Linked DNA regions of Homo sapiens: region 1 is linked to region 2. Evidence: read pairs that join two places in POLR2A ChIA-PET (ENCODE). Cell type or tissue: A673. All regions are shown on one strand. Each heading gives the region's core, and the rest is flanking DNA. Links, peaks and the distances in the headings are about the cores only.

The links. Peaks named below come from ENCODE experiments on the same cell type or tissue, not always from the same donor. Only the 100,000 strongest peaks of a DNase experiment are listed, where the experiment ranks them.
Region 1: POLR2A ChIA-PET joins it to region 2 with 7 read pairs; 5 of 35 experiments call an interaction of 5 or more read pairs at or near these places.

The regions. Positions count from the first base shown.
Region 1 is chr4:158,915,883-158,918,796 of GRCh38, reverse strand. All of the region lies in intron 3 of SPMIP2 (sperm microtubule inner protein 2), which reads left to right. Among named protein-coding and RNA genes, the nearest start is that of SPMIP2, 120 kb to the left of the region's middle. In A673, for the core only: no CTCF peak of the experiment used is centred there; no DNase peak of the experiment used is centred there.
Region 2 is chr4:159,004,883-159,007,796 of GRCh38, reverse strand. All of the region lies in intron 1 of SPMIP2 (sperm microtubule inner protein 2), which reads left to right. It also overlaps the pseudogene PSME2P3. Among named protein-coding and RNA genes, the nearest start is that of SPMIP2, 29 kb to the left of the region's middle. RefSeq lists an enhancer at 1,044-1,576. In A673, for the core only: no CTCF peak of the experiment used is centred there; a DNase peak (open chromatin) is centred at 1,316.

The DNA of each region.
Region 1 (2,914 bases), core at 237-2,736, 89 kb after region 2:
GTTTGTCTCTTTAGACTTTGGGTCCCATCTGGGGCCCAGTTCAATACAGTGTGGGTAAATCCCCACAGTTGATGTGGCCAGTATATTTGTAAAACCTTTAATATCTTTGAACTACATCTAATTTTTAACTTTCTATTGCTTCTGGTGTTCCCAATTTCAGGGATGTAGGAGATACTGAATTTAAAAGATAATAAAATATTTTAGCACTTAAGTGAAGACTAAAGACGGCCAAGGATTTTTCTTTTCTAAACTCTTCTATATAGTTACTTGTATAACATGTTAAAGAAAAGGTGACATTTGCATGAAATAGTTTTCCCTTGAATCATTAATCAAGCTAATATAAACTATAAGCACTATCTGTTGCTTACATTCTCACCATCAGCTATCCTGCCTTTTAAGCTTTCTTGAAATTATTTCCAGCTATTAATCTGTACTTGTAAATAACACAACTCAGACAAACTGGACCACAAGGATCCAGTCCTACATAGCTGCCTGGCAGGAGCGGAAAGAGGCTGTAGAGCAGGTGGGGTGAAGGGAGCGGGAGGGAAGGCAGGCGCCCTTCCTGTCACTCAGTTCTGGTCTTTCCTGTCCTTCCCTCTTCCTCTATTCTCCAAGATTAGTTGAGTGTCAATTACGTGTCAGGCAGGGTAATGGCACTGGGGAGCCAATGACGAATGAGATACACTCCGGGCCTTTTAAGGAGCACTGAATTTGTAGAAAGAGAGACTGCTGAGCTAGGAATTCAAGAATATTCTAATAGTTTCTACAAAAGAAGTCAGGCCGGGCACGATGGTTCACGCCTGTAATCCCAGCACTTTGGGAGGCCGAGGTGGGTGGATCACCTAAGGTCAGGAGTTTGAGACTAGCCTGGGTAACATGGTGAAACCCTGTCTCTACTAAAAATACAAAAATTAGCCAGGCTTGGCAGGCACCTGTAATCCCAGCTACTTGGGAGGCTGAGGCAGGTAAATTGCTTGGACCTGGGAGGCAGAGGTTGCAGTGAGCTGAGATCACGCCATTGCACTCCAACCTAGGAGACAGAGAATCTGTCTCAAAAAAAAAAAAAAAAAAAAAAAGTCAAATAGTGCTATTAAAGGAGAAAAATTGCTTCATGACAGGAACAAAAAGTCTTCAGGGAAAAGGTGATGTTTAAAGCCCCAACTTAGTTGCAGTTTTCCAGGAAATAAGGAGGAGAGGGAATCACAAGCAGAGGAAATTGAAGCAAAAGGCTGTGAGTCTTTTGCTCAGAGTGCAGCTTCTTTGGAGCTCATCGAGGGGAAGGTGAAGGCGAAAGGAAGGACTGTGTGTGTCTGAAAGTAGAGACGGGCTGAGGAGAGTGGGCCAGAAGGATCAACTGAGGTTGGACCTTTTTTTTTTCCCCCTGCTCTGTCACCCAGGCTGGAGTGCAGTGATGTGATCTCAGCTCACTGCAACCTCCGCCTCCCAGGTTCAAGTGATTCTCCTGCCTTGGCCTCCCGAGTAGCTGGGATTACAGGCGTGCACCACCACACCCAGCTAGTTGTTTGTATTATAACTATTATTTTTTTGAGATGGAGTCTTTCTTTGTCACCCAGGCTGGAGTGCAGTGGTGTGATCTTGGCTCACTGCAACCTCTACCTCCTGGGTTCAAGTGATTCTCCTGCCTCGGCCTCCTGAGTAGCTGGGACTACAGGCGTGTGCCATTACACCTGGCTAATTTTTTGTATTTTTAGTAGAGACTGGGTTTTGCCATGTTGGCCAGGATGGTCTTGATCCCCTGACCTCGTGTTCTGCCTGCCTGAGCTTCCCAAAGTGCTGGGATTACAGGCATGAGCCACCATGCCCAGCAGGACCATTTTTAAAAAGAAAGCAGACAGGCTGGGTGGTGACTCATGCCTGTAATCCCAGCACTTTGGGAGGCTGAGGTGGGAGGATGGCCTGAGGTCAGGAGTTCAAGACCAGCTTGGTCGACATGGTGAAACCCTATCTCTACTAAAAATACAAAAATTTACTGGAGGTGGTGGTGTACACCTGTAATCCCAGCTACTTGGGAGGATGAGGCAGGAGAATTGATTGAACCTGGGAGGTGGTGGTTGCAGTGAGCAGAGATCGTGTCATTGCACTCCAGCCTGGGTGACAGAGCGAGACTCCATCTCTACAAACATACATACATACATACATACATACATACATACATATGTACATACATAAAGCAAAAGCAGACAAAAACCAAACAGCAACAACAAACTTCCCTGCATGCTATGCTGAGGAGCTCAGACTTTATTCTAGGATGATGGGATGTCAGGGGAGGGTCTGCTGGAGACAGCCATGGTCACTTCCCTCCCACCACAGGGATTCTGTGATTCTCAGGAGCAGGAAGGAACTGCCTGACCTCTGTATGCTGGGAGAATGGCTCACACTCTTGCTTCACTGAGATCTCTGCTCAAACATTACCTCGTCCTCTCTTGTCTAACCTCACGAAAATAGCATGCCCAAGATTTTCTACTCATCTGCCTTAATTTTTTTTCCTAGTACTTCCCAAATATTTCAGTTATCTGTTTATTTTTTGTCTCCCCCACAGGTATATAAGCTCTGTGACAACAGGGGCTTTATCTTATTACTGCTGGTCCTCACGGTGCCTTGTACTGTGCCAGCCATGTAGAAAGAGCCTGTAGATTCTTGAGTGAGTGAAGGGCGATGCAAATCTCCCACAAATCATGGTCCAAAGACCTTGGGAACCCACAGACTCAGATTCTAGAAAGAGAACTTTGCAGTCCCCAAGGGGCTCTTGCAGCCCAGGTGGAAGGATGGTGAATAAGAAGTCCCAAGAGGCTCTCTAAGAAACAACAGCTTTCCAAATGAGTTGGCAAATCCCTACCCTTACAATCCTGTTTCTGTCTGTTCCCCAGAGTCAGCCTTTTATAATGGAAAAGCA
Region 2 (2,914 bases), core at 163-2,662:
AATTTTCTCCAGGTTGCTGCTGCTGATATGTTAAACCTCAGCGTAGAAGGCCCCGAAGTCCAGCACCATGGCCCTGAGCTCCCCATAGGCTGCCTCATCTCGCTGGTGCACCAAGACCCAGTAGTCCATTACATGAGTCTCCTTGGAGGCCTTGGCCACAGCATCCCGACGTTCTGAGAAGTACTTGGAAATGGTTGTCTGGAAAGCTTCCACTTTGCTTTTGACGGCATTCACCCTCTCCAGCACCTTCTCCTGGATTGCTACCCCAAAATCATCCATCTTCAATCTTGAGGATCAGGTGCTGGATCCCTGTGATCACTAGAATGCATTTCTCTTTGAGACTACAGACTCCTGGCTTAACCAGGGCAAGCAGGAACAGGACCTTCTCATTCCTAGGGAGAAATCCACTCTTAGGGACTTCTTTCATCTCCTGCTTATCTGTTTCCATCTCATCATCCTTGGGTGGAGGGCCTGGGATGAGATGTCCAGTGGGGCCCGGAGGGAAGTCAGGTCAGCCACATTGAGGCAGTACCTTGCAAGAGCTGATTCAAGTATATGATTTTCTGTGGCAAGAATCTGTAGAGGAATTCCTCAGCCTCCTGGAAAAGATTCTGCCTGAAGATCTCCACCTGTTTACAGGCCTCCCGTCTCAGGCGCACCCCACACGGCTTGGCCATATGCTGCTTCAGTTGCTAGATCTCTGGCCTCCTAATTACCGTATGCTTCAATATATTTTAAATACATTTTAGAAGAAAATACTGCCGGCATCAAAACTTTCACAGGACAATATTAGAACAACACTGGCATTCTAGGGAAAACAATGTTAAACATTGGCTTAATGGCCATAAACTGTAATAACTTGACCAATCCTAACCCTTCTCTTTTGAGCTTTGCCTCTCAAAGGGAGGACCCTCAGCCCTCGTTTGTGGTGGGTGAACATTATCAATGCTTGCCACTTTGACTCCCTGATTTCTATGCTTCCCTGAGGTTGTCCTACCTGTGTTTGACATGTTTTAAATTTACATATTATTAGTAAGTTATTGGCAATCTATGATTGCTCTGACTTTAAAACCTCTGTCTTTAAGTTTCTTTTGTATCTCTTTGATACAACCAAGATGCATCCTGGGGATTACTATCTGTCACCACTTAGTATCATCTTCAATTCAGCTTCTTCATGTTCAGCATTTTGCTCAAAGCCGTAATATGACCAAAAATGAGTATTAGGTTGAATGAAAACCTTGGAAACTTGGCTGTCAGCATGTACAACATATCCTGTAGGGAGTGTAATCTCACTTTAAAAGGGATCCAACTGTGAGCAATTAGCTATAGAAAGCTGGGGGGCAGGTTTCAGGGATGAGTAACAAGATGAACTTTGCATTGCATTGGCAGGGTGTGGTACATTTTCCCACAGGTTAAAGCCACTAGCTTTTCATCTCGCGTAAACATGGTTGCTTAAGATGGTTTCACTTTGGACTTCTGAATGACCCTTCTATACTGCTTCTGTCTGACTCTTCAGCCAGTTATGTACACTAAAAACCTCTCCCTCTCTAACAAATATTGCAACAAGTTTTCCAAATCTTAATGAGCCACAGTTATAATTATCCACCAGCTTTAAGTATTGTAGAATTTCACAAGTTTGTAAACTTCAGACCAACACTGTTCAACGGAAACATAATTCGAGCCACATACATAATTGAACATTTTCTGGCAGCCACATTAAAAAATTAAAAGAGGGTCAGGCGCGGTGGCTCACGCCTGTAACCCCAGCCTTTGGGAGGCCAAGGCAGGTGGATCACTTGAAGTGAGAAGTTCAAGACCAGCCTGGCCAACATGGCGAAACTCTGTCTCTACTAAAAATACAAAGATTAGCTGGGCGTGGTGGCACACACCCATAGACCCAGCTACTCAGGAGGCTAAGGCAAGAGAATCACTCGAACCTGGGAAATGGAGGTTACAGTGAGCCGAGATTGCACCACTGCCCTCCAGCCTGGGCAACAGAGTGAAACTCCCTCTTAAAAAAAAATTAAAACAGGTACAAATAACTTTAATAATATACTTTGTTTAATCCAATAAATCCAAAGTTATTTCAATATGAAATCAATATTGAAAGTTATTAACAAAATGTTTACATTTTTTCTTTTGTACTAAGTATGTGAACTCTGGGTGTGTACTTTTGACTTATAGCACTTCTCAGTTTGGGCTAGCCACAATAACACATGTGGCTAGTGGCTGCTCCATCGGAAAGTACAGCTGGAGACTTGTTAGAACTCAGATTAATGTTATCTGGGAGCATCCATATATCCAAACACCCTAGTTGATGGTTTTTTGTTGTTGTTATTATTGTTTTGTTTTGAGATGGAGTTTCGCTCTTGCTGCCCAGGCTGCGGTGCAATGGCGTGATCTCGGCTCACTGCAACTTCTGCCTCCCAGGTTTAAGCAATTATCCTGCCCCAGCCTACTGAGTAGCTGGGATTACAGACACTCACCACCATGCCCGGCTAATTTTTGTATTTTTAGTAGAGATGGGGTTTCACCATGTTGGCCAGGCTGGTTGATTTTTTTTTTTTTTTTTTTTGAGGCGGAGTCTCACTCTGTCACCCAGGCTGGAGTGCAATGGCGCGATCTCGGCTCACTGCAACCTGGGTTCAAGGGATTCTTCTGCCTCAGCCTCTTGAGCAGCTGGGATTACAGGCTTGCGCTACCATGCCCAGCTAATTTTTGTATTTTTAGTAGAGATGGGGTTTCACCATGTTGGTCAGGCTGATGTCGAACTCCTGACCTCATGATCCGCTTGCCTCGACCTCCCAAAGTGCTGGGATTACAGGTGTGAGCCACCGTGTCTGGCCGATGGTTTTTTAAAACTAAGTTTCTGGAAGAAGGTATTAATTAAACAGCCTGGGCAACAAGAGCAAAA